Regions from separate parts of the Homo sapiens genome. Here all the other regions are linked to region 4. A link is a loop called in an ENCODE intact Hi-C map of the cell type or tissue named here. Cell type or tissue: HCT116. All regions are shown on one strand. Region 1 overlaps SUFU (SUFU negative regulator of hedgehog signaling). Region 2 holds the start of LOC107984263 (a long non-coding RNA gene). Region 3 holds the start of FBXL15 (F-box and leucine rich repeat protein 15). Region 4 overlaps ELOVL3 (ELOVL fatty acid elongase 3). Region 5 overlaps NFKB2 (nuclear factor kappa B subunit 2).

Region 1 (5,000 bases), 350 kb after region 4:
ATTGTCAAATATTTGACCTCCAAGTTGACAGACCTGAGTCTCCCAGCCTGCTTTGGGTCACCTCCCATTTTCCTGCTCTCTCAAAAACACCTCTTGCAGACTAGCCACTCCTGTGACACCTGGCACAGTCCAGCTGCGTTTCCTGCCCTTGTTCTCTGTCCCTGGAAAGCACGGAATAATCTCAGAGCACGCAGAAGAGCACCTGGAGAAAAGGGGCATTTGGCTTTCACAGCGCCAAGCTTCACGCTCCTGGGCTCCCAAAGGGAACATTAGTCCCCGCTCCACAGACCAAGCATGTTAATTCTGACCCTGGGTTGGGGTGTTAGTTTCCAGGCTATTATGTAGAACATCACGGGGCCTGTACTTTTGCACAGAAGGGAGGCAGGCTGGCACTGTCTAGAGTTAGGATGAATTAAGAACTCTTGAAGAATGTATTTGTAAGAACTCAAGGAATGTATTTGCTTCTATGTTTCAAAGGCAGCACTATTTTACAAACAATAGCTGTTTTCTTCTGCAACCCCTCTCCCTAGATTTTGCTAACTTATTATATCCGGGACAGTCCAACTTCAAACCACCATAACTGAAGCTGGATGTCAGGGAGGTGGGGGTGGGGTGATGGCCAATTGGAGGAGCCAGTAGGATTCTGTGCGCCTGTTCAGCACCCCCCACGTTTTCAGAGTTCTTGCCCAGGAGTTGTTTGTTAATGGGGAATGAGACGTGGAGGAATGAAATCTTTCTCCCAAGTGAGCAAGGTGTAGAACTGTAACTAGCATTTTTGGCGGGGAGGGGAGAGACTCCTTTTGCTATCCTGGAGTGGTATTTCCCTTCCAGTGAATTTGCCAAACAACATAAAAGTCGGGTAGCTGAGGGAGGTTTCTCCTGGTACCTGGGGGCAAAGCTCCAAGGAGGGAAGGGAATAGAAAGTGTCTACCCAGCCCTTACCTGGAATGGCGACGTTCTTTCAGACACTGGGTGCGGGGGAGCCTCTGCTGTGTGGTTTAAGTGGAGGTCTCTGGGATTTTCACCCTGACTTTTCAATGAGGATACCTTGGGGAGCAAGAGAGAGGAAGCCAGCTCCTGTAACCGCTGGACTGAACAGCTGGGCCTCTAACTGAGACATTATTAGCATTTGAAAGCCCCTCTGAAGGGGCCAAGAGCTTCCCAGGGTGGGCGCAGGGGCCTGAGTGCTGAGACCCCACAGTGGCTCCAACAGAATGGGTCTGAGCATCCAGGGCATAAAGACCAGACCGGACTCAAGAATGAACTCATTGTGGCTTTGTCCCATGCTTGAAAACTGTGACCAGGGCTCTTTCATTGTTAAGAAAGACCATTTCTTGTCCACAGAAGAGCTCATAAGTCTAGTTCCTTCATCAGGCAGAGCTGCGGAAGACCCTGCCCCTCACTAGAAGTTTCTGTTAGTGTCCTGCTCTCCAAGCATTTCTGATGGAAGTTGCACTTTCTGCTCCCCACTTTAACTCAGGAGTACCTTTGGCCAAAGCCTGATCACACATGCTCAGGGTGGAACGTGTTGATCCTAGAGCAACACCTGGGCCCGACTCCCTTTTCTTGCCTTAGAGTCTCCCTTTCCCAGCTGCCTAAATTAAGCCTCTTCCCAAGTTATTAAGCCTGCACAAAGTGCTTTTTGGTCATTCTGGTTCAAACAGTTTGGGTTTGCACAGTATTTTAAAATCATGTTAATTCTGGTTAATAAAAGGTCAAAGGTCATGGCTCCAAATCTTTCCAGCCTTTTCCCTGTTTCCAGCCTAAATAAATCCCCACCCGGTTTGGGGTATGTTTCTTTTTCTTTTTTCTTTTTTTTTAATTGTACTTTAAGTTTTAGGGTACATGTGCACAACGTGCAGGTTTGTTGCATATGTATACATGTGCCATGTTGGTGTGCTGCACCGATTAACTCGTCATTTAACATTAGGTATATCTCCTAATGCTATCCCTCCCCCCTCTCCCCACCCCACAACAGGCCCTGGTGTGTGATGTTCGGTTTGGGGTATGTTTCTACAGACTAGACATCAGATAGGGATGCAGAGCTCCAGGGAACTGGCCCATCTGTTTCTTAAACCAGGAGCAATGGTGCCACCTACTGGGCACTTGCTGGTAGCGACAAGCTCTGTGGCCAGTCCTGTTTTCTGGTGACTTGGGTGAGAGTATCTGTACTGTATTCCAGTACACGAGTAATAACATACTGCAGTAGAAAGCATATTGAGTAGGCACGCTATTTCCTGTTAACAGGCTTAGATACTGTGTTTGGGCAAGTTGCCCAGGGTCACATCCAGTTAGGGATGGAGGCAAATAGAAACAGGGCCTTCCCAACTCCGAAGTTCACCACTAAGCCAGGGTTTGCCAAAACCAGCAGGCGATTTCAGCTGGTAACTGCACAAGAGTGGTAACTGGTAGCATGAATAGTGAAGCCACTTTTCTCTCTTTGGTTCTCTTTGTCTTTTTTTTAATTTAAGATGGGGTCTTACTATGTTGCCCAGGCTGGTTTTGAACTCCTGGGCTCAAGAGATCCTCTCACTGGGCCTCCCAAAATGCTAGGATTACAGGCATGAGCCACCATGCCCGGCCCAGTTTGTTCTCTCTCAGTCTTGGTGATTTTGTCTCAGCTCTATATGACTCTTTAAACCTTGAACAGCTCTTTGACCCTTGTTTATTTCATTTTTTAAACAATTTTAGGTAGGCAACAATATCAGTTAGAAATTAATAACATTTTGTTATATTATCCTGAAGTTACCACTTGAGGTAAGCAACGCTAATTTGCCATTAATTTTCCTTATTTAGTATAGTGATATGAAGTTGCCTTTTCAGAGTAAGTTTGTTTAGGTTAAAAAAAAAAGGCAAGTCAATTTTAGGGGGAAAAATACAGGTAAGTAATGGTACAGATGGTGCACAGATATGGCAAACATGCTGATGGGTGTTGTGGATGAGCCCAAAGTTTGGAAAGTGTTGGGCCATGCCCATCATCACTGACGTACTGTGAGACTGTGGGCAATCTCAAGCATCCTTTTCTCATTTGTAGAAAAGAACATGTTAGTAGGTGATTGTTCAGGTCATGTAGACATACACAGTGCTGTGATGTCTCAGCATTATGGGTCAGGTTTCTCCCAGGCCAGGCTGCTGTGCCTGGGGTGGTGGGAACAAGGAATTTAAAGGCTTGGCCTTGCTTCCCCTACTTTGCCTGTGCCTCAAGATTCCTTCCTTTTGCCTGCTATATTTTCTTTTTTAATAACAGATTTATTGACATACGATTCACATACCATGTAATCCACAGTTGTGAAACCATCACCATAAAAAAAGAACCTCATATTGGTCACTCCCTATTCCCTCCAACCATCACAGCCCTAGACAACCACTAATCTACTATCTGTTTCCATAGATTTGCCTATTCTGGACATTCCATATGGATGGAATCATATAAGGTCTATTATGACTGGCTTTTTTCACTTAGCATAATGTCTTTAAGGTTCATGTTATAGTATATATTAGTATTTTGTTCCTTTTTATTGCCAGATAATACTTGTAATTGCCATCTTTTTTGTTTTAAACATTCTAGTGGATATGAAGTGGTGGTGTCTCATTGTGGGTTTTCTGTTTTCTTTTCTTTTGTTTTTTGAGACAGGGTCTCACTCTGTCATCCAGGCTGGAATACTATGGTGCGACCAAAGCTCACTGCAGCCTCCACATCCCGGGCTCAAACAATCCTCCCACTTCAACCTCCCGAGTACCTGGGACTACAGGCTTGGGCCACCACACCCAGCTAATTTTTTGTTTGTTTGTTTGTTTTTTATAGAGATGGGGTTTTGCCATGGTTGCCCTGGCTGGTCTCAAACTCCTGGCCTCAAGCGATCCTCTCACCTTGGCCTCCCAACACTTTGGGAGGCCACTGCACTGGCCTCATTGTGGTTTTGATTTGCATTCCTCTGATGGTTAATGGCATTGAGGATCTTTTTATGTGCTTATTAGCTATTTGTATATCTTTTTTTTTTTTTTTTGACAGAGTCTCACTCTGTTGCCCAGGCTGGAAGGCAATGGCACGATCCTGGCTCACTGCAACCTCTGCCTTCCGGGTTCAAACAATTCTCCTGTCTCAACCTCCCTAGTAGCTGGGATTACAGGCTCATGCCACCACACCTGGCTAATATTTGTATTTTTAGTAGAGACGGGGTTTCACCATGTTGGCCAGGCTGGTCTTGAACTTCTGACCTCAGGTGATCTGCCCGCCTTGGCCTCCCAAAGTGCTGGGATTACAGGTGTGAGCCACCATGCCCGGCCAGCTATTTGTATGTCTTCTTTGGAGAAATATATTCAGATCCTTTGCTCATTTTTAAATTGAATTATTTATCTTTTATTATTGAGTTGTAAGAACTCTTTATATATTCTGGATACAAAATACTTAATATATGCTGGATACTTATTAGATATATGATTTGCAAATATTTTCTCTCATTCTCTGGGTTTTTTCTTTTAAAATGTGATTAAGCCTGGGCACGGTGGCTTACGCCTGTAATCCCAGCACTTTGGGAGGCCGAGGCGGGTGGATCATGAGGTCAGGAGATCGAGACCATCCTGGCTAACACGGTGAAACCCTGTCTCTACTAAAAATACTAAAAATTAGCCGGGCATGGTGGCGGGTGCCTGTAGTCCCAGCTACTCGGGAGGCTGAGGCAGGAGAATGGCCAGAACTCGGGAGGCGGAGCTTGCAGTGAGCCGAGATCACGCCACCGCACTCTAGCCTGGGCGACAGAGCGAGACTCCGTCTCAAAAAAAAAGAAATTGTGATTAAATATATGTAACATAAAATTTATCATTTTAACAATTTCTAAGTGTACAGTTCTGTGACATTATTAAGTACATTCACATTGTTTTGCAGACATTACCACCATCCATCTCTAGAAGTTTTTCATCTTCCCCAACTTAAACTCTGTACCCACTAAGCAATAACTCCCCACTCGCTTCTCCCCCAGCCTCTGACAACCACCATTCTA
Region 2 (5,000 bases), 120 kb after region 4:
AATCCCAGCTACTCAGGAGGCTGAGGCAGGAGAATTGCTTGAACCCAGGAGGCAGAGGTTGCAGTGATCCGAGATCATGCCACTGGACTCCATCTGGCCTGGATGACAGAGTGAGACTCTGTCTCAATTCAAAAGAAAGAGAGAGAAAAAATAACAACAATCTTATAATTCCTGTGACTAAAATTAGGGGGTGTTCCTGCATTACACCATGCCACCTCTGGAGCAACTTTCTCTGTCACTCACAAAGCTTTTTCATATGCCTGCCCTTTCCCCCTACTTAGGCTCCCCCTTTAGAACTAAACAGCTCTGGAAAGGATCCTTCAGAGCAGACCTAGGGCAGGAGCTAGGCAAGACCCTTGATGGTGACAACTTATTTGGCTATTTCTCGTGGCTATTTAATACATGAATGGGAGCTGAGTTCCCTGCTTAATAGCATTTGTGTTCATTTCCAGCGTGGTGCCGGTTGTCTGACCTCTAGCTTCTCCCCTCTTATTCTGTACAGCTGAAATTCTCCCTCCTGCCTACCCCCCAGCTAGTCAGCCTCCAGTCCTGTTTAGTTTATCTTTTTTCTCTCCTAATGCCTGTTAAGCTGGAAACAGGATTCTTGCTCGTCGTCATATTATTTTAAATAAGAATGAAACTAAAGAAGAGGTCTTTGGGCCAGGCATGGTAGCTCACACCTGTAATCCCAGCACTTTGGGAGGCCGAGGCTGGCAGATACCTGAGGTCGGGAGTTCGAGACCAGCCTGACCAACATGGAGAAACCCTGTCTCTACTAAAAATACAAAATTAGCCAGGCGTGGCGGCGCATGCCTGTAATCCCAGCTACTCGGGAAGCCTCAGGCAGGAGAATCGCTTGAACCTAGGAGACGGAGGTTGCAGTGAGCCAGGATCTCACCATAGCACTCCAGCCTGCCAACAAGAGCGAAACTCCATCTCCAAAAAAAAAAAAAAAGTCTTCAATCTGCTGTAATGTGGCACTCAGATATGAGTATTGGCGGCAGTGAGTGTTCATTTCCTCCTCCTGCTCCCCTAATTCAGTTGCGCCTGAACACAAAACTCCAAAAGCAACCAGAGAGAGAAGCTGTGTTGAAAGATGAAAGGAGAAAAGGCCACAAGCTTTGGCCCTACCTGGTTCTTGTTCTGAGTCAAAAACTCTTGTTTCCAGGCCCCTCGTCTATGAAATTAGTAGATTTATACTAGTGATTCCCAGAGTATGGTCCCCTGCTCGGTGGTGTTTAACTTCAACTGGGGTCTTGTTAGAAACACAAATTCTCAGGCCCCACTCTGGGCATACAAAATCAAAACTTTGTGGTATGGGTCCAGCAATTGAGAACCACAGTTTTACCCAGTGGATTTTGTGTTGAGGAGCTCATTAAAACCAGTTATGGGGCCGGGTGCAGTGGCTCACATCTGTAATCCCAGCACTTTGGGAGGCCGAGGCAGGTGGATCACCTGAGGTCAGGAGTTCAAGACCAGCCTAGCCAACATGGCAAAACCCCATCTCTACTAAAAGTACAAAAAAAATTAGCTGGGCATGGTGGTGGGCGCCTGTAATGCCAGCTACTCGGGAGGCTAAGGCAGGAAAATCGCTTGAACCCAAGAGGCGGAGGTTGCAGTAAGCTGAGATCACGTCATTGCACTCCAGCCTGGGCCACAAAGTGAGACTCTGTCTCAAAAAAAAAAAAAAAAAATCAGTTGTGGGCAAAAATTCTCAGGTAGCTCAAGGAGCCACGGGTTAGGGAACTGAAGAGGAAAAACTGTCTCTCAAAGCTAGACAGGCTGCCTTACCTTTTATCTCTCTCCTCTCCACATCACTTAATCTTTCCTTTTTCGCTGGAGCAGATCCCACCCATGAGGGCACAGCAGAGGGCATGGAGAACATGGCAGATGCTGTCACCCATGCTCGTTTTGTGGGCACGGATCCTGCCAGTGATGAAGTTGTCCTGATGAAAATCCTTCAGGTAAGCGAGAGGGAAATAGCAATTAGGCTAATGGCCAGGGGCTGGTGCCGCAGACTCTACTTACTCTGCCCACAGCATGAAACTGTGTTTTGACTCCACTGGGGCTTAGGGGAGCTACTTTGTTTCCAGACAAGCAGCTGGGGTACCCAAAGTAAAAGCTTTTTCTAAGGAAAATCAGTAAAAGCTTTATATGAAGTGATGTCAAATACCAGAAGCCTTAAATACACTTGTACCTCTGGCCGACTGTATTTGTGCCGTCCATCTCTTGGGCTCATGGGCTAGGGCTAGAATCAGTTCTGAAATATGTCAGGGTCATAAAAAGTGAAGAAACAATTCCAAGGACAAGCTTCTTGGAGACCTCTCTACCAAGCTGAGGTGAGGTCAGCATTCTTGCTAACCCCTCTCTCTTACCCTTGAGTACCTCTCAGTACCTTGTTTATCACAGTAATTCCTTTTTCTTCCTGATAGGTTCTACGGACTCTGCTGCTAACCCCAGTGGGTGCCCACCTAACCAATGAATCTGTGTGTGAGATTATGCAGTCTTGCTTCCGGATCTGCTTTGAAATGAGGCTCAGTGGTAGGTGCTTGGATATTAGCCCCTTCACCATTCCTGGGGCCAGTGTCTGAGTATGAATACAGGAGGCTGTCTTCCCAGAGAGATGGAAAATTCAGGACTTCTCCATCATCTATCTCATGCGATCATAGGGGTCTAGAAGAAATGTCTGTACTTGGCTATTGTGAAGCTAGAATAGAGACCTCAGCCCATTATGCCAGGGCAGGAGTTGGGATGGATCCCAGATTGACTTAGCCCAGGCACCAAATCACCCTCTCTTGGGGTTTCTGGGATTGACACCAACCTGCAACCCCCTAGAACACATCTATACCTCCCCTTTTTTCCCTGACTCAGTAGTGCCACCTAGTGGGCCAGTGAAGTTCTGGCTGCCAGGCTGAGCTGGAGCTGGTTTTAATAAGTTTGGCATAATCCTTGGTAAACAAGGTTTGGAGGGGAGTCTGCTCTGAGAACCCTCTTGATAATAGCACAGCAAGTAATGACACCTGTGTTATTTGTTTTTGCCTGTGCAGAGTTATTGAGAAAATCCGCAGAGCACACTCTCGTAGACATGGTGCAGCTGCTCTTCACAAGGTAAACCTGCTGCTGTTTGCTTCAGCCCGGCTGCCCAGGCCTCTTGAGTCTGCCTGCTTCCACACAGCCACGTCAGGGACCTGGCCAACCCCACAGCCGCATCAGAGGCCACTGGGATTATGGATGGGGGGTAGTTCTCTGGGCCCAGGGTTACTGAGCAAGGGAGAAGGAGGAGGGAGCTGATTTGGCCTCACGGGGAGGCAGAGGGTTATTTAATATAGGCCAGCAGACCTCATTCTGCTTCCCAAATTTGTGTCTGTTTCTGTGCAGGTAGCAGCTGGGAAAGGGAACCCAGAGAGGAAGCCAAACTCAAGGGATCATGATTTCTGTGGGAGAGGGCCAAAATTAGGGTGACTAGCAATTGTGAATTGCCTGGGACTGTCCTGATTTCAGCACTAAAAGTTCTGCATCCTGGCAAACCCCCCTCAGTCCCAGGCAAACCAAGATGGTTGGTTACCCTTTGGTAAGGCCCTTAGCCTAGGGCCTAGGAGGCCTTTTCATACTAGGCCTGTTTCCTGCACCTCCTTTCAACAGACTCACAGAAGAGCTGAGGCAATGGCTTTAAACCTTCCTCTGGGATTTCTTTTTGCTCTCAAATCTATAGATAATAATCCTTATTATCTACAGACTAGACTGCCCTTGGATCCTGCTGCAAAGAATTTTTTGCTCCTCAGGCTCAAATTTACTGGTTTCAAAACTTCAACCTGCCTGTTAATTCTTCTCTTTTGCCCACTCTCCTAGGGTTTTGATAGACTGCCCTCCCCCCATCTCTTGGCAGCAGTATTTGCCAAGTAAATATAAGCAGGAAGGAATCAGTCTCAGGATAAAAAGAGCCTCCACACTCCAAGGGCACTTACCTTGCTCTCACAACTACCTCCTTTTGTCCATGTCACACATCCCCCGATTCCTGTGGCTCTTTGATGAAGCTCTGAAAAGGATGAAATTAGTCTGCTTCTCTTTTGTAGCCTTTTCTAAGACACAGGGCATGCTCTGGCTCAGAGCACCTTTGGTTTGTGGCTGGCATGGAGGGAGACATTTGTCATTATCCCTAATGACAGTTGATGGATTTTCTATCTTATAGGTTACCTCAGTTTAAAGAAGAACCCAAGAACTATGTGGGGACCAACATGAAGAAGGTATGATCTGAGAGCTGATCTGCTGTCCCTCATCCAAACCTTAATCTCCCAACTTCAGTGCCTTGGGGTAACCTTGCTTAGCAAAGATATGCTTTTGCCTAAACAGGTCTGCTTGGAATCTAGAAGTAGCTCTCACTCCTTTCGTGAGAAATGTATTCTCTTCCAGATATATCCCTTCCTCAGCTTTTCTGCTCTGGCCTATCTTTGAACCACCATGTAAGCTGGTGAGCCAGTTCTTCATGGAAACTGCATGGTACCCATCAGTCTTGGCTAAAAATGTCTGTTGACAAAGATGAAAGTCCTGCCATCCCCTCAAGACTTAGCCTTATCCGCAGGTAGAAGGCCTAGAGAGGCTATGTCCCAAATCCTACCTCAATGCTGAATTAGACTGGGCTCTTGCTTGTGCTAGTCTGTATTGAAGAGATTAGTCAAGTTAAGAACCAAAGGGTTCTTAAACTGCTAGGAGAAGAATAGTGGTCAAAAGAATGGCTTCTTTCTATCTTGAACTGAAGCCCTGGACTTCACGGGCCTCTGATGAGGATTCCGCTTGCAGCCCTAAGAGGGTCTACCTATGGAGATGACCCTTAGCTGTGTGATGCATGCACCTGACCTTCTCCTCTCCCCTGTCATCCATCCCCATTCCTGCCCTGTTCCCTGTTGGTATGTGTCTGAGTTTATTTCACTGTTAAATCGTGCGTTTGCCTGTCTTTCGCAGATATCTCCATGTCTCCTCAACAAACTGGAGCTAAGTAGTGG
Region 3 (5,000 bases), 190 kb after region 4:
GATAGTTTCTCCCCGTTTTTCAAAGTCGCTAAACGCGACCAGAGGGCAGAGGAGAGGCCGGTAACCTAAGAGTCCTGGCTCCGCCCCCTCCGCGTTTGGCCTTGCCTGCTCCTCCCACCACCACTTCGCTCAGAGGCGGCTACTGGCTCAAGAGGACGACAGAAGCCAGTCTCTGATGCCCACCGCATTCTCCAGCTTCAGGCCTCAAGCCCTGTAGCCGAGAAGGCGAGGCCTAATGTTACACCACCGGTCTGTTCCGCCTCCGTTTCGGGGTCCACCCGAAAAGCTTTCAGATCGGATCCTCGGTGAGACGGCACTCGATTAAATAGGTCTGTCTCTACAGGCCAAGGAGGCGGGTTTGGTGCGGCCACTCCAAGGCCAAAGCGAGAAAATCTTACTGCGCACGCGCAATAGACAGCCGATGGAGCCACCGATGGAGCCGTCCGGAGGGGAGCAAGAGCCCGGAGCCGTCAGGTACCGAGCACCGGAGGGGCCGAGAGGGAAGAGGAACCTGAGGGAGGGGAGCCGAGCCGGGGCTGGGTCTGGGGGCCGCTCTTGGGAGCTGGGGCGCAGGAACATAACGGAGGCGGACTCGCAGGTAATAGTGGCCCCGGGACGCCAGTGCCAACGCCCCTTTACTCGCAGGTTCCTGGACCTGCCCTGGGAAGACGTGCTGCTCCCACACGTCCTGAACCGGGTCCCGCTGCGCCAGCTGCTCCGGCTGCAGCGCGTTAGCCGGGCCTTCCGGTCGCTGGTGCAGCTTCACCTGGCCGGGCTGCGTCGCTTCGATGCCGCGCAGGTGAGCCGGGGGCTGAAGCCCCGCCCCTGCCTGGGTACCGCCCCGCCTCTAGCCCAGCCCCCAGCCCCGCAGTATGCCCTTCTGGACCCCCTTGGGCCGCCGGGGCTGCCCGGAAGGGATCCACGCACCAAAGGGCAAATACTCGGTAGCGACTCAGAGGGAAAGTGGGGTCTCTCCTGGGAGAGCAGGAGGCTGCCAGAAAAGAACTCAGGTCAGGGGTGCATAGGCGGCTGAGGAGTGCGGGACGGGCTGAGAGTTGGGGTGCCTCCCCGCCCGCAGGTGGGTCCGCAGATCCCGCGGGCCGCATTGGCCCGGCTGCTGCGGGATGCCGAGGGGCTGCAGGAGCTGGCACTGGCGCCGTGTCACGAATGGCTGTCAGACGAGGACCTGGTGCCGGTGCTGGCGCGGAATCCGCAGCTGCGGAGTGTGGCGTTGGGCGGCTGCGGGCAACTGAGTCGCCGGGCGCTTGGGGCTTTGGCCGAGGGCTGCCCACGCCTGCAGCGCCTGTCGCTCGCGCACTGTGACTGGGTGGACGGGCTGGCGCTGCGCGGCCTCGCTGATCGCTGCCCGGCCCTGGAGGAGCTGGATCTCACCGCCTGCCGCCAGCTCAAGGACGAGGCCATCGTGTACCTGGCGCAGAGGCGCGGCGCTGGTCTCCGCAGCCTCTCTCTGGCCGTCAACGCCAACGTGGGGGACGCCGCGGTTCAAGAGTTGGCTCGGAACTGCCCAGAACTCCACCACCTTGACCTCACCGGCTGCCTCCGCGTCGGAAGCGACGGTGTCAGGTGCCTGGGCCTGATAGGGCGGGAGGAGGGCAGTCACTTAGCCTCTGCTGGTATGGGGCGGGCTGTAGTTGTTAAAAGGCCGGACTGAGGGTTCTGAATCTTCCTGCAAACCACAGCACCCCCATTCTGAACAGAAAGGGCCTCTAGGATTGCCTAGGCCAGAGAGCCCATAGTTTAAAAACTTTTTTCAACCAATGTTTACACATTGGGAGATTTCACATAGAAAGTCGACTTCTGGCTTTTCTTCAACAAGGGGGAGATCTTGCAATCCTAGGCGGAGCTGAGGGCCAGGTTCCCCCCTTAAATGAGACAGGAAGTCTCCAGCTCACTGGAAGCCAATCCAGGCGCCTCCCTTGTGTAGGGACGGAAAAAGTATGCCCCTGCCCCGAGCTGGAGGGAGACCGGGATTTTGCCGGAGCCAGTCCGAGGCTGAGTGAGCCCGGGCCTCCACCTTACCCCACCAAAGGTGTGGTGGCCTCATGTCCCTAGCCTCACCCTGCTCCTCCCTCAGGACATTGGCCGAGTACTGCCCCGTGCTGCGTTCGCTGCGGGTGCGGCACTGCCACCATGTGGCGGAGTCCAGCCTGAGCCGCTTGCGGAAGCGCGGCGTGGACATCGACGTGGAGCCGCCGCTGCACCAGGCCCTGGTGCTGCTGCAGGATATGGCGGGCTTCGCACCTTTTGTCAACCTGCAGGTCTGACCCGCCTGCCAATCGGAGCACAGCTGGACTGTGTGGCTGGGGCCTGACACTGAGCTGTAGGGAAACTGAACTGTGAGGACCTCTGGTGAGAGGCCAGTGCCCTGCCCCACCCTGGAGCTTCAAATAAAGAGCTTTTTACCCCCTCTTGCCTGGTGCTGCCCTGTTGAAGATAGGGGATTCGAGGTTGGGGAGGAAAGGTCAGACAGGCATAGTATCCCAGTCCTGAGGCAGAAATGACCAGAATGCACTCACACCTTCCTTGGGCCACCTTTACTGTGCCCATGGAGGCAGCTCCGAGAGTAGGTTAACACTATGGAGCAAAGGAGTAGAGAAGGGGGACAGGAGTTAGGGGGCCCCTGTGTAGGGGTATAGGGCTCCTGCATCCCTCTGGGATCTGAGCCTAGAAGGCTCGGGCAGAGTCCGGCGAGTGCCTCAATGGAAGCGGTACTTTCTGGCTGGCTTGAGGTTGATGTATGTGGCCTTCATCTCCTCGGCCTCAGGGTTCCGCACATCTTTGAATCGCTCCCCTTTGGTGCTCACTACCTGGTTGTCGATGTATCGGATCAGCTTCTTGGGGGCCTGTCAGGCAATCAGCAGTGAGTGGCAGAAGCCAGGAGCCAGTCCCACCCATTCCGCATCCCCAGCAACCCTTAACTCTCTCACCTCCTTGGGAGCCATGGGCCGGTGAATCTTCTGATCCTCTGCGCTATCCACCATCATGTACCTGTCAAAAACTGGCTGGGTGAAGCTCCTGTCACCCTGGGAAGACCCTCTAGGGCCCAGCCCAGCCCAGCCCAGACTCACTTCTGCAGGATGAAGGACTTCAGCTCATCCTTTTGGGGGCCTCTGAGGCGTCTGGGCAGGTCCTGCAGAGAGGGGAGGCCTGGTCTAGGCCCAAGGGCACCAGCAGGGGAAACAGATGGGGATAGGTAGGGGTTGGGGCTTAACACCAAGGTGGAATGTAGCTGAGGCTACATGGTAGAGGGTGCTGGGAAAAGATACCTGGTTGGGGCCCTCCCAGGCTGCAGGCCCCTCTTCCTTTCCCTCTACCAGCATCTGCACAGCTTCTTCCAAGTCCCCCCGAGCTTTGGCCAGCACCCACTGGGCCTGCTCCACCGAACAGGTAGGGAACACCTCCAGGAGTACATCCACCCCTGGCAGAAGCTCCTCCTCAGCGCCAGTTGCCTAAGGGTACAAACGTTAACAAGAGGCAATACTCCCCCCTTTCCAGCCCCCTGGGTCCCTCATCGGTACCCTCCTCTACCAGTACCTCATCTTGGGTGTCTGCAGCAGCAGCAGCCGAAGACCTAGTCTCTTCTTTGAGCATTTCGGGCCGCTGCAGGGGCTCTGGGGAGATGGGCACCTGACCTTGGACACCAGAGCTCTGCGGTTGCAGGTTCTCTTAAAGAGGCAAAGAGAGCATCAGGTTTGCCAAGGCTCTGGGGAGCAGGCAGTTGGGGGAGCGGGATTATGAATCACTCAGGTGCCCAGAGCCCCAGACTCACCTTTGTTCCTGGCATCGCTCAGCTGCCCTGAGAGCTTCTGCATCATGTCCCCTATTGTGCCCCTGAAAAGATGAGGGCAGTGAGAGGATGACTCTGCCCACCCCATAATCAGCCAGCCCCTTCCTCCTCCTGGCCCTAGCCAGAACCTACCTGGGGATGTGGGCGAAGCCAGGCACATAGGCCTCCATCATCTCAGTGAAAGCCTCCATATCGAAGTTCTCCTCTGATGGGCCCGAGGGGCCCAGGTCCTCCAGGACCCCAAGCACATAGGAGAAGATGACCTCATCCAAGCCACTGCAGGAAGGGAACAGGACAAGCCCTGGGTAGGACACTGGATGCCTCCAGCACCCCCACCTATCCTGAGACTCCAGCCCTCAGCTTCATGGGGTCTATGAGCTAGACCTTTATCTTTAAGGCCAGAGAGTATAACCCCCTCCCTCAGAGCTATGGTTTCCCATCTGCCCAACAAAGGTGACAGGGACAGGATGAGAGGTAAGGCCTCTCAGCAAATCCTAGTCAGCCCTCCTGCTGTCTTTCCATCAGCCAGTACCCATAGTACTGCCCGGCAGCTCCAGCTCCAGCACTGACATGAGCCTTCCGGGGGACCCGTCTCTACCTGAGGTCGGCCTCCGGGAGGTGTGTCTGGACAAAGGCAAGGAGGGCTGCACTGACGATCCTCTCCAGCTCCATGCTCTCTCTTCTGAAGGGACACAGACAGGATGGCCAGGCCTTCTTCTGCCTGCCCCCACCCACTGGGCCTGGGGGCAGTGGCTCCTCCCTCCTGGCCTGCTATGGAACCATCTGTTGATGCTGCCCTCTCTGTTCCCCCAAGTAGAACCATGCCCCCTCCTCCGCCCATCTCACCTCCTTCAGCCTGAGACAGGACAGGGCACTGTGTCTGGAGACAGCCTCTAGAGGAGGCGCCCCCCCACCTCTCCCCACCCCCCTACCTCTCCCCACCCCCCTACCCCATTCCCCAGCAGCAGTCCCAGACCTTCTGACAAGGTCTTGGGGTCACATGCCTCCTGGCTCAGGAATCCCATCACTGAGGGAGCCCCTTGGCCCCCAAGTCCAATCACAAGGGGCCCCATTGTCCAGCCCCTCAAGGCTCAGCCTCAGGACCAAGCACAGCCCTTCCCCCACCCAGAACAGGCCACCCACCCTCTGCACAAAGGGGCTTTTCTGGCTCTGGGGCCCAGATAGAAGGGGA
Region 4 (5,000 bases):
TGCATCAACCTCCATCCTGTCCCCAAGTTGCCTTGTAACACTCTCCCCATCTCATTCTCGGCTTTAGTTCCCCTCCCAGCCTTCACCCTCTTCTGTTATATTATCCTGTTTTCCTTCTCTTTTAGACCCCTACCTGGTGGTCTCTGCTTTGTCCCTCTTGCCTTCGTAGAGTCTGTACTCGCAACTAATTTCTCCAGCCTCTAATAGTGTCACCTCCTAACACCCTCTCTCAAGACCCTCCAATAACTTCCCCATATTTTCTCCCCCAAACTCCTTCAGTCTTCCCCTATCCCTCTACACATCTCCTCCCAGGCTCCTAACCCCTCCCAAGAACCCCATTCCTTAACTCAACTTTCAGTCCCATCCCCCTGCATTCCCTGATCTTTCTCCAGCCCTCGTCTCCTCTAGACTACTGATTGGATCTACCAGATTGGCTTCAGGATCTCAGGAGCTTTGACCCACCCCCTGTGGACAGGTGGGGAGGTGGTAGAGCTTGGAACACAGTAACCTGGCCAAGCCGGGGGAAGGGTGGATTATTGGTGCCTGGGGATGACACTTACACCATCTTCCTTTGTCCCATTTCAGTATCCTGGGGGCAGTGAGGATGTGGGGCATTATGGGGACTGTGCTACTTACCGGGGGCCTAAAGCAAACCGTGTGCTTCATCAACTTCATCGATAATTCCACAGTCAAATTCTGGTCCTGGGTCTTTCTTCTCAGCAAGGTCATAGAACTCGGTGAGTGGCAAAGCTTTGTCTTTCTGGTGCCTTGTGAACTGCATCCTTCCTCAGGGCCCTCCCTTCACCCATCCCATGGAGGGTCTCTTTCCTACCCTTGGGTCCCAATAATACCTCTCACCCAAGCCCCTCTACAGATTCTCTGCCACAAAGACCCCCTTCCCTCCCCTGAGAATTTCTCCCGTGTCCCTACATCCAGTGCAGAGGGTGGTCCCAGCACTGGGTGGTATGCCAACTATGACTCTCCATCTCCCAGGAGACACAGCCTTCATCATCCTGCGTAAGCGGCCACTCATCTTTATTCACTGGTACCACCACAGCACAGTGCTCGTGTACACAAGCTTTGGATACAAGAACAAAGTGCCTGCAGGAGGCTGGTTCGTCACCATGAACTTTGGTGTTCATGCCATCATGTACACCTACTACACTCTGAAGGCTGCCAACGTGAAGCCCCCCAAGATGCTGCCCATGCTCATCACCAGCCTGCAGATCTTGCAGATGTTTGTAGGAGCCATCGTCAGCATCCTCACGTACATCTGGAGGCAGGATCAGGGATGCCACACCACGATGGAACACTTATTCTGGTCCTTCATCTTGTATATGACCTATTTCATCCTCTTTGCCCACTTCTTCTGCCAGACCTACATCAGGCCCAAGGTCAAAGCCAAGACCAAGAGCCAGTGAAGGTTTGGAGAGAACAATGAAGCTCCAGGCTCTCTCTTCTCCAGGGCACCAAGAGGCTGGGCTTAGTTTTGGGAGAATGATTAGGTTGCCTTACCTGCATGGTTTCCCCAGAGGATGTGTGCCCCAAGGTGGCTGGAATTTTTGACAGACAAGAAGGGTGACCTTGGGATGGGGGTGTGGTCTGTTACTTTAATGTTTCTGTTTTTAATGTGAAGGCCAAGCAGGCCCTGGGATGGGAGTGGGGCGGAGGAGGGTCCTAAGAGCTGATTATTTAATTTCTATCCAGAAATCTTTCTTCTTCTTGCTCTGTTTTTTTAAATTAAAGATTTCAACAAAATTTTGAGAGTTGGGGGATTTGGGGGGAAAGAGGGCTGCTGTGATGGCAGGAGGCTGCTACCAAGGGGATGATCTGCAGGTGGGACGCCTGAGGGTGTGTGGAAGGGTGAGAGGCACACACACAGACACTGAAAGAATCCTAGGCCTGGTAGGCACTTAACAAATGTCTGTTACAGACCAGAATTTTATTGCTGTTAGAGACCCAAGCCCCTCATAGGAACAGTGAGAAACAGGTGCAGAAAGGCGGAGTAACTTTATCTAAAGTCATAGGCTCCCTGAATAGCAGAGCTGACACCTACAAGGAAGCGTTGGAGACCAGATCTACCAGCTAGCCTCCCTGAGACCACGAGGTGGCGCCGCAGCACCGGCTGTGGCCGATGCCAGCCAGGTAGCCGGTTTCCCACGTCCCCCGCACGCACGCACCTCTTTGCTGCAGGAATCCCGGGCTGCCCCGACCTGGAGTAGGGGGGGTGGTGAGTGGGACTGAGTCCCTAGAAGCCTGGACCCTCACTTCGTTCCTGTACATCCAGCTCGCCTGTAGACAGTGGGGGAGGATGAAGGGAAGAGGACTCAAGCGCAACTTTGAATCATCACGCCTTCGACAGTCCGCGCACGTTTATTTCATTTATCTTTGAAAACGAGGGAGGGGAAGCCTGGAGAAGGCGGGATGGGCCAAGGGTGAGTTGGCCCCCGGGGAGCTGGTCCCTGTTCCTGGCTTTAGTCCCAGGGGCGCGGTCTGTGTGTAGGGCCTAGTCCACCCCTCAGGGCTGGGAGGGGAAGGCCCTCTCCTGAGCCGGTGCCCCCCAGCTGCCCAAACACCCCTTTCAGACCCTGGGGCGGGAGCAAGCCAGTCAAAATGACCCCAGTCCGCGGAGGCTGTGAATCGTTGCCCCCGCCCTCGGGGATGATCTACGGGCGGGGCCGCTCATACGGGCCTTTCCACGGCGTACTGGCACGGACTAAGGTTGGCTGCCGGGGGCGGCCCGTGCACAGCGGGGTAGCTGAAGGAGGCGTGCTGTTTGGCTTTGAGCCGCAGGCTGGCCAGGCTCGAGTTACACGGGTCCCGATAGACGTAGGGGGAAGAGGCGGCAGCCGCGGCGGCGGCGGCGGCCGAGGCATAAGGGCAGGACACGGCCCCGGAGGACACGGCGGCCGGAGCCAGCCCGGGGGGGCCCCCGCCCAGGCCCTGCAGGGCCCCAGGCCCTGGCACGGTGCCCGGGGCAGCCGCGGCGGAGGGCACCATGGAGGCGGCGATGGAGCTGGGTGGCGAGAAGACGGGCTGCGAAGCCAGAGGCCCCACGTTGACCGAGTTGAAGGCGAATGGAAAGGTCTTGGCGGCGAGCGGCGGGGCAAGAGCCTTGGGCGGCCAGTTGCCGTACGAGTAGCCGGGGTACACCTCCTCGTAGGGCGGCACCAGCCCCCCGAGCGGCGCCGCGAAGCTGCCTTTGCATAGCTCGGCCTGCTGGCTGCGCTCGCGCTTCCGCCATTTGGCGCGCCGGTTCTTGAACCACACCTGCGGGCACGGGAGAAAGGCGGTCAGGGCCCGGGGCCGGGTCCCAGCGGCTGAAGGGCGGGCCACCCCGACGGGGCTTCCAGCCGGGGCCCTGCGGTCAATAAACGAGATGAGGTGGCTAGAGACGGGGTGGGAGGGAAGGAGCGCACGGAGTCCGGGGTCGGAGAACAGAAGGCGCGGGCGGCTGGACCGAGTCATCGGCGCCAGGGTCTGGCGGGACAGTAGGATGGGGTTGAGGAGGGGTGGTGAGGGGAAGGAGAGACGGTGTCAGGGCCGAAGAAGCGCGCGGTCCGAGTAGTAGGGAGCAGTGGGAGCAGAGGCTGGAGGTTGGCGGGCAAGAGACCGCGTGGGGCTGCGGCCGGGAGCCAGGGTCCGGGGTCCGGGGTCCGAGGGAGGGGGCAGGTGGGGTGGAACCGCTGGCCTCCGGGTCGCAGGCTGAGCGCGGAGGGCCCGCGCGGGTGCGAGTCGCGGGTCTGGAGAGCATACCCGCACGCGGGCCTCGGTGAGGTTGGTCCACACGGCGATCTCCTCGCGCGTGCTCATGTCGGGGTAGCGGTTCCTCTGGAAGGTCGCCTCTAGCTCCTGTAGCTGCTGGCTGGTGAAGTGCGTGCGCTGCCGCCGCTGCTTCTTTTTCAGCGAACCGTCCTCTGGGGAGCCGCCGGGCAGCGAAGCCGAGGCCTTTTCTGAGTCTGGGGGCCAGGGTGGGGGCAGGTCACAGAGCGCCCAAGCCAGCGCATATTCTCCGGCTCGGGGACCTCCTAAGCCACTCGCTGGCTCCCACCGGGGCTGCCCAGCCGGGGTCCCACCCGCACTGGGGATGAAGCTGTTATGTCCTGCACCCCCGGAAGGGGGCGCGCTTACCGCTGTGCTCCTGGCCCTTGCAGCCGTGCTCTGGGAGCTGGGGGTGCGGAGTGCCAGCGTCTGACAGCGACAGGGCAGGGCTCCGGGCCTCTGCCTCGCTGAGCAGGCCGAACTCCATGGAGGGAGGGCTCTGGAGGCGAGAGAAGACACAGACCAGGGTAATGGGGGTAAAATCTCCGGCTTAGCTAGGTCCCAGCAGCGTTTCCTCGTAAATTCCCTGGCGCCTTTCTCAACCCCAGCCGTAAAGCTGGGGCTGCGTGGGGCTCCTTAGGATAGAATCGGGAAATAGCATCCTAAGGACGCAGAGGTGCATGCTGAGAGGTTCTCTGCATAGATATATAAACTAGACTTCGTTTCGTTTACTGCTGGGAACTAGAACTGTGCCAGGTATACAGTTGGGGTTCAATATTTATTGAATTAATAAAAATGTAGACTATAGGCCGGGCGCAGTGGCTCACGCCTGTAATCCCAGCACTTTGGGAGGCCAAGGCGGGTGGATCACCTGAGGTCAGGAGTTCGAGACCAGCCTGGCCAACATGGTAAAATCCCGTCCCTACTAAAAATACAAAAATTGCTGGGCGGGGTGGCACGTGCCTGTAATCTCAGCTACTCGGGAGGCTGAGGCAGGAGAATCGCTTGAACCTGGGAGGCGGAGGTTGCAGCGAGCCGAGATGGTGCTACTGCACTCCAGCCTGGGTGACAGAGCAAGATGCTGTCTCAAAAAACAACAACAACAAAATCTACACTATAGCACGCTACATACCCTATACTACATCTGCAAAAACTTAAAATCCTTCTCACCTGAATGCTTAGTATCCCCCTATACTCATACATGGTCCTCAGCCAATCATACCTGAGACACAGACCAG
Region 5 (5,000 bases), 170 kb after region 4:
AAGTAGAAACTCCAATGGCTTCCTTGAGGAAGTAAGGCTGAGCTGAGCCCTGGCAATGGGAAAGGTGCCTCAGGAAGAAAGAACTGCATGGCCAAAGGCCTCCGATTCTCTCTTCTCAGATTTAACAACCTGGGTGTCCTGCATGTGACTAAGAAGAACATGATGGGGACTATGATACAAAAACTTCAGAGGCAGCGGCTCCGCTCTAGGCCCCAGGGCCTTACGGGTATGGGTGCAGGGGGTGGGTCGGGTATGGGTGCAGGGGGTGGGTGGGTCATGGGAGGTGCTCATGGAAGGAGCAGGGAGGGAGAAGCCCAGGGGTCACACATGTACCTACTGCCCAGAGGCCGAGCAGCGGGAGCTGGAGCAAGAGGCCAAAGAACTGAAGAAGGTGATGGATCTGAGTATAGTGCGGCTGCGCTTCTCTGCCTTCCTTAGAGCCAGTGATGGCTCCTTCTCCCTGCCCCTGAAGCCAGTCATCTCCCAGCCCATCCATGACAGCAGTGAGTATCCTGATTGCCTGGGGTGCCAGGCCTGGTGGCAGAGGTGGCATGAGGGGTGACCTCAAGCTGTGCAGTCAAACAGACCCAGGTTTCAGAACCTGGCCCTGCCACATATGAGCTGAGTGATCCTGAGCAAGTCATTTCCCCCCCGAAGCTTCTGTCTTTAGTAAATGTGTATATTGGGTGTTTCCTGCAGCTCCAGGGGTTGCTGAGATAAGGAATACAAAGCCCCCAGCTTCTTAAATGTGGCCTTGGCTATTGCATCATCTCAACTAATCCATATCCCACTCCATAGAATCTCCGGGGGCATCAAACCTGAAGATTTCTCGAATGGACAAGACAGCAGGCTCTGTGCGGGGTGGAGATGAAGTTTATCTGCTTTGTGACAAGGTGCAGAAAGGTGAGACTGGAGCCCACTTTGGGCACCAAGGACATCGAGTATAAGACTGGGGCCAGGGAAGCTCTAGGGTAAATGGCCCCAGAGATTCCACCGGGAGCTGTGGCCAAGCTTCCGTTTTCCTTGTAGATGACATTGAGGTTCGGTTCTATGAGGATGATGAGAATGGATGGCAGGCCTTTGGGGACTTCTCTCCCACAGATGTGCATAAACAGGTACCCAGGGCTAGGGCCCGGGCCCGGGCTGGGGGCTAAATTAGGCTAAGGACTCACTGACACCCTGTGTCTCCCTGCACCCCCCAGTATGCCATTGTGTTCCGGACACCCCCCTATCACAAGATGAAGATTGAGCGGCCTGTAACAGTGTTTCTGCAACTGAAACGCAAGCGAGGAGGGGACGTGTCTGATTCCAAACAGTTCACCTATTACCCTCTGGTGGAAGGTGGAGCTGGGCTGAGGACCTCAGGGTGCTGGCGGGGGGCCAGGCTGGGCTAGAAGAAGGTCCCAAGAGCTAGATGTGGGGATGCATGAGCCAAGTCAGAAGTGCGAGGGTCCCAGGAGGTGCTTCCTAGGAGCCGGCCCTGAGGGCTCTTCTGGGAAGGGCCCCTGAGGCATGACACAATAACTGGGCTCAATCTCATTTTCCTCTGCCCCCAGACAAGGAAGAGGTGCAGCGGAAGCGGAGGAAGGCCTTGCCCACCTTCTCCCAGCCCTTCGGGGGTGGCTCCCACATGGGTGGAGGCTCTGGGGGTGCAGCCGGGGGCTACGGAGGAGCTGGAGGAGGTGAGGGGGTACTGATGGAGGGAGGGGTAAAGGTAAGAGAAGCTGTGGAGGAAAAAAATCTGGGGGAGGCCGGGCGTGGTGGCTCACGCCTGTAATCCAGCCCTTTGGGAGGCCAAGGCAGGCAGATTACCTGAGATCAGGAGTTCAAGACCAGCTTGGCCAACAGCGTGAAACCTCGTCTCTACTAAAAATACAAACATTAGCTGGGCATGGTGGCAGGCGCCTGTAATCCCAGCTACTCGGGAGGCTGAGGCAGGAGAATCGCTTGAACCCTGGGAGACAAGAGGTTGCAGTAAGCTGAGATCACACCACTGCACTCCAGGCTGGGCAATAAGAGCGAAACTCCGTCTCAAAAAAAAAAAAAAAAAATCTGGGAGAGTCATGGCTGGTGCCCGCTTCCCACAGCCCTGCCTGTATCCACAGGTGGCAGCCTCGGTTTCTTCCCCTCCTCCCTGGCCTACAGCCCCTACCAGTCCGGCGCGGGCCCCATGGGCTGCTACCCGGGAGGCGGGGGCGGGGCGCAGATGGCCGCCACGGTGCCCAGCAGGGACTCCGGGGAGGAAGCCGCGGAGCCAAGCGCCCCCTCCAGGACCCCCCAGTGCGAGCCGCAGGCCCCGGAGATGCTGCAGCGAGGTATGGACTCCGGGGCACGGGCGGTCGGGGCGCCGGGGCTGAGGACCTAGCCCTGACCCACGCCCTCTGTGGCCCGTAGCTCGAGAGTACAACGCGCGCCTGTTCGGCCTGGCGCAGCGCAGCGCCCGAGCCCTACTCGACTACGGCGTCACCGCGGACGCGCGCGCGCTGCTGGCGGGACAGCGCCACCTGCTGACGGCGCAGGACGAGAACGGAGACACGTAGGCAACAGAGGGCCTGGCGGACGAGGCGCGGGGTGGGGGCAGGAAAGGGACCGGCACGGAGGCGGGCTCTGCAGTTTTCGGACACGCCAGGCTTCAAGTCCGGCCTCGGTGTTCACAAGCTCTGTTCAAGCTGCTTGGTCTCTCCAAACTTCAGTTTGGTCGACCGTGCAAGGGGTACAGTCATAGCACTTACCTACCTCAAAAGGTGCTGCGAAACGTTAAGTGCAGGCACAGCGATGCCCTGGGCCACGTGCTGGGTTCCATGGGCCCCAGCGAGGGAGACTATGAGGGCGGTGGGGCCTTGAAAGCGAAGGATGCTCTGAGTGGCTGGGCCAGACTCTCGCTCCCCAACCCCCAGACCACTGCACCTAGCCATCATCCACGGGCAGACCAGTGTCATTGAGCAGATAGTCTATGTCATCCACCACGCCCAGGACCTCGGCGTTGTCAACCTCACCAACCACCTGCACCAGGTGCGGGGGCGCCTACTGGGGAGGTGGGAGGGGTTGGAAGGCAAGTGGGTCTCGGGCCTGGCTCACCCTGCTTTCATCCCCAGACGCCCCTGCACCTGGCGGTGATCACGGGGCAGACGAGTGTGGTGAGCTTTCTGCTGCGGGTAGGTGCAGACCCAGCTCTGCTGGATCGGCATGGAGACTCAGCCATGCATCTGGCGCTGCGGGCAGGCGCTGGTGCTCCTGAGCTGCTGCGTGCACTGCTTCAGAGTGGAGCTCCTGCTGTGCCCCAGCTGTTGCATATGCCTGACTTTGAGGGTGAGCTCCCCATCTCACCTGACTAAGGGGGCAGGCGGGGACCAGGGAGGGTATCTGGCCAGTGCCCAGAATGGACTATGAGGTGTCGAGATTGAATGGTCAGGGCTGGTCCAGGGGCTGCCTTAAGGGTCACAGCTGCAGGTTGAGCATCCTGCATCCTTAGGACTGTATCCAGTACACCTGGCAGTCCGAGCCCGAAGCCCTGAGTGCCTGGATCTGCTGGTGGACAGTGGGGCTGAAGTGGAGGCCACAGAGCGGCAGGGGGGACGAACAGCCTTGCATCTAGCCACAGAGATGGAGGAGCTGGGGTTGGTCACCCATCTGGTCACCAAGGTGGGACTGAGGATTGTGGAAGGAGTGGGGCCAAGGGTGGTGGAGGGGCCAAAGATGGTGAAGGGGGGGGCTGGCCAAGGGGACCATGCTGTGGTGTCAACTCTCGCTGCTCGCACCCCCAGCTCCGGGCCAACGTGAACGCTCGCACCTTTGCGGGAAACACACCCCTGCACCTGGCAGCTGGACTGGGGTACCCGACCCTCACCCGCCTCCTTCTGAAGGCTGGTCAGTCTCACCCTCAGGGGCACTTGAACAGGGTGGGGGGAAGGGAGAGAGGTGCCTCCCAGTCCCCCGACTTTGCAGTCCTTAATGTAGGCCCCCACCATACCGCCCCATGACGGCCTCCCTCTCCCAGGTGCTGACATCCATGCTGAAAACGAGGAGCCCCTGTGCCCACTGCCTTCACCCCCTACCTCTGATAGCGACTCGGACTCTGAAGGGCCTGAGAAGGACACCCGAAGCAGCTTCCGGGGCCACACGCCTCTTGACCTCACTTGCAGCACCAAGGTGAGGCCAGCCCGGGACTAGAAGTGCTCTGAGTGACGGGGTCCAGAGTATCTGGACTTAAAGACACAGGCTTAAGGACGAGGTGGGAGGTAGTCAGAACTGCGGCTGTCTCCCCAGGTGAAGACCTTGCTGCTAAATGCTGCTCAGAACACCATGGAGCCACCCCTGACCCCGCCCAGCCCAGCAGGTGAGAAGCATCAGGCATCCCCAGCCCGACTCCTCTGACTCCTCACAGAGGTCTCTTCTCCTTCAGGACCTCTGAAGGAGGCCTCCCTTTCTCTACCCTCAGCCCCGTCCATCACCCCTCATGGTCCTGTCTGTCGCTTACCTTGGGAGAAAGGCAGTGTTCAGGTGTCCATGTCCCCACCCAACTCTGGAGGTAAATGACATGTCTGTATGTGTGTCCCCCTAAGGGCCGGGACTGTCACTTGGTGATACAGCTCTGCAGAACCTGGAGCAGCTGCTAGACGGGCCAGAAGCCCAGGGCAGCTGGGCAGAGCTGGCAGAGCGTCTGGGGCTGCGCAGCCTGGTAGACACGTACCGACAGACAACCTCACCCAGTGGCAGCCTCCTGCGCAGCTACGAGGTGGGTTGGCCTGTGCCCTGCCCCCTCCCCAGCCTCCTTTCCCGATCTGAGTCCAGGTGCCTCCTTGGCCCCAGGGCTCCCGAGCACATGCCCTAACCATGACTCAGACCTCATTCCTCTGTCTTCTCAGCTGGCTGGCGGGGACCTGGCAGGTCTACTGGAGGCCCTGTCTGACATGGGCCTAGAGGAGGGAGTGAGGCTGCTGAGGGGTCCAGAAACCCGAGACAAGCTGCCCAGCACAGGTAAAGGGGCCTCCCTGGAAGGT

Evidence for each region. Hi-C counts contacts between places; a loop is a spot of excess contacts. Peaks named below come from ENCODE experiments on the same cell type or tissue, not always from the same donor. Only the 100,000 strongest peaks of a DNase experiment are listed, where the experiment ranks them.
Region 1: it touches region 4 in a loop (9-fold over the local background); 33 of 110 quality-filtered maps call a loop at or near these places.
Region 2: a loop joins it to region 4, with 6 times the contacts of the local background. A loop is called at or near these places in 107 of 110 quality-filtered maps.
Region 3: it touches region 4 in a loop (10-fold over the local background); 9 of 110 quality-filtered maps call a loop at or near these places.
Region 5: it touches region 4 in a loop (9-fold over the local background); 55 of 110 quality-filtered maps call a loop at or near these places.

Annotation. Positions count from the first base shown.
Region 1 is chr10:102,581,898-102,586,897 of GRCh38, forward strand. All of the region lies in intron 3 of SUFU (SUFU negative regulator of hedgehog signaling), which reads left to right. Among named protein-coding and RNA genes, the nearest start is that of TRIM8-DT, 59 kb to the right of the region's middle. In HCT116, a CTCF peak has its summit at 2,113 (motif pointing left); a DNase peak (open chromatin) is centred at 2,094.
Region 2 is chr10:102,349,411-102,354,410 of GRCh38, forward strand. GBF1 (golgi brefeldin A resistant guanine nucleotide exchange factor 1) reads left to right here. Exons shown (of 40, transcript NM_001377137.1): 5 at 1,846-1,964; 6 at 2,433-2,541; 7 at 3,048-3,108; 8 at 4,190-4,244. It overlaps LOC107984263 (a long non-coding RNA gene), which reads right to left and starts at 1,906. Exons shown (of 2, transcript XR_001747574.3): 1 at 1,792-1,906. In HCT116, a CTCF peak has its summit at 2,891 (motif pointing left); a DNase peak (open chromatin) is centred at 2,891.
Region 3 is chr10:102,420,709-102,425,708 of GRCh38, forward strand. It overlaps FBXL15 (F-box and leucine rich repeat protein 15), which reads left to right and starts at 128. Exons shown (of 4, transcript NM_024326.4): 1 at 128-474; 2 at 646-799; 3 at 1,079-1,584; 4 at 2,096-2,428. The coding sequence starts at 422. The coding sequence ends at 2,285. It overlaps CUEDC2 (CUE domain containing 2), which reads right to left. Exons shown (of 9, transcript NM_024040.3): 2 at 4,407-4,490; 3 at 3,941-4,084; 4 at 3,791-3,852; 5 at 3,556-3,686; 6 at 3,288-3,470; 7 at 3,090-3,151; 8 at 2,949-3,009; 9 at 2,541-2,864. The coding sequence starts at 4,480. The coding sequence ends at 2,718. RefSeq lists enhancers at 46-515, 1,426-1,755, 1,986-2,045, 2,236-2,285, 2,376-2,435 and a silencer at 756-925. In HCT116, a CTCF peak has its summit at 2,157 (motif pointing left); DNase peaks (open chromatin) are centred at 383, 723, 1,604 and 2,143; H3K4me3 peaks cover 2,654 bases; H3K27ac peaks cover 2,801 bases.
Region 4 is chr10:102,227,832-102,232,831 of GRCh38, forward strand. It overlaps ELOVL3 (ELOVL fatty acid elongase 3), which reads left to right. Exons shown (of 4, transcript NM_152310.3): 3 at 586-737; 4 at 994-1,758. The coding sequence ends at 1,421. PITX3 (paired like homeodomain 3) reads right to left here. Exons shown (of 4, transcript NM_005029.4): 2 at 4,132-4,261; 3 at 3,757-3,959; 4 at 2,358-3,270. The coding sequence starts at 4,249. The coding sequence ends at 2,683. It also overlaps a transcript of GBF1 not described here. Among named protein-coding and RNA genes, the nearest start is that of ELOVL3, 4.0 kb to the left of the region's middle. RefSeq lists silencers at 2,027-2,195, 2,552-2,811, 2,822-2,921. In HCT116, CTCF peaks have their summits at 2,104 (motif pointing right), 3,239 and 4,111 (motif pointing right); DNase peaks (open chromatin) are centred at 2,130, 2,740, 3,260 and 4,150; H3K4me3 peaks cover 2,625 bases; H3K27ac peaks cover 1,873 bases.
Region 5 is chr10:102,397,183-102,402,182 of GRCh38, forward strand. NFKB2 (nuclear factor kappa B subunit 2) reads left to right here. Exons shown (of 23, transcript NM_001322934.2): 7 at 120-226; 8 at 345-503; 9 at 799-903; 10 at 1,030-1,115; 11 at 1,203-1,341; 12 at 1,557-1,682; 13 at 2,106-2,315; 14 at 2,395-2,536; 15 at 2,898-3,012; 16 at 3,096-3,309; 17 at 3,473-3,642; 18 at 3,765-3,867; 19 at 3,998-4,149; 20 at 4,267-4,336; 2 more. Among named protein-coding and RNA genes, the nearest start is that of NFKB2, 4.0 kb to the left of the region's middle. RefSeq lists enhancers at 590-884, 3,693-4,389 and a silencer at 2,099-2,418. In HCT116, a CTCF peak has its summit at 2,504 (motif pointing left); a DNase peak (open chromatin) is centred at 2,469; H3K4me3 peaks cover 1,988 bases; H3K27ac peaks cover 3,826 bases.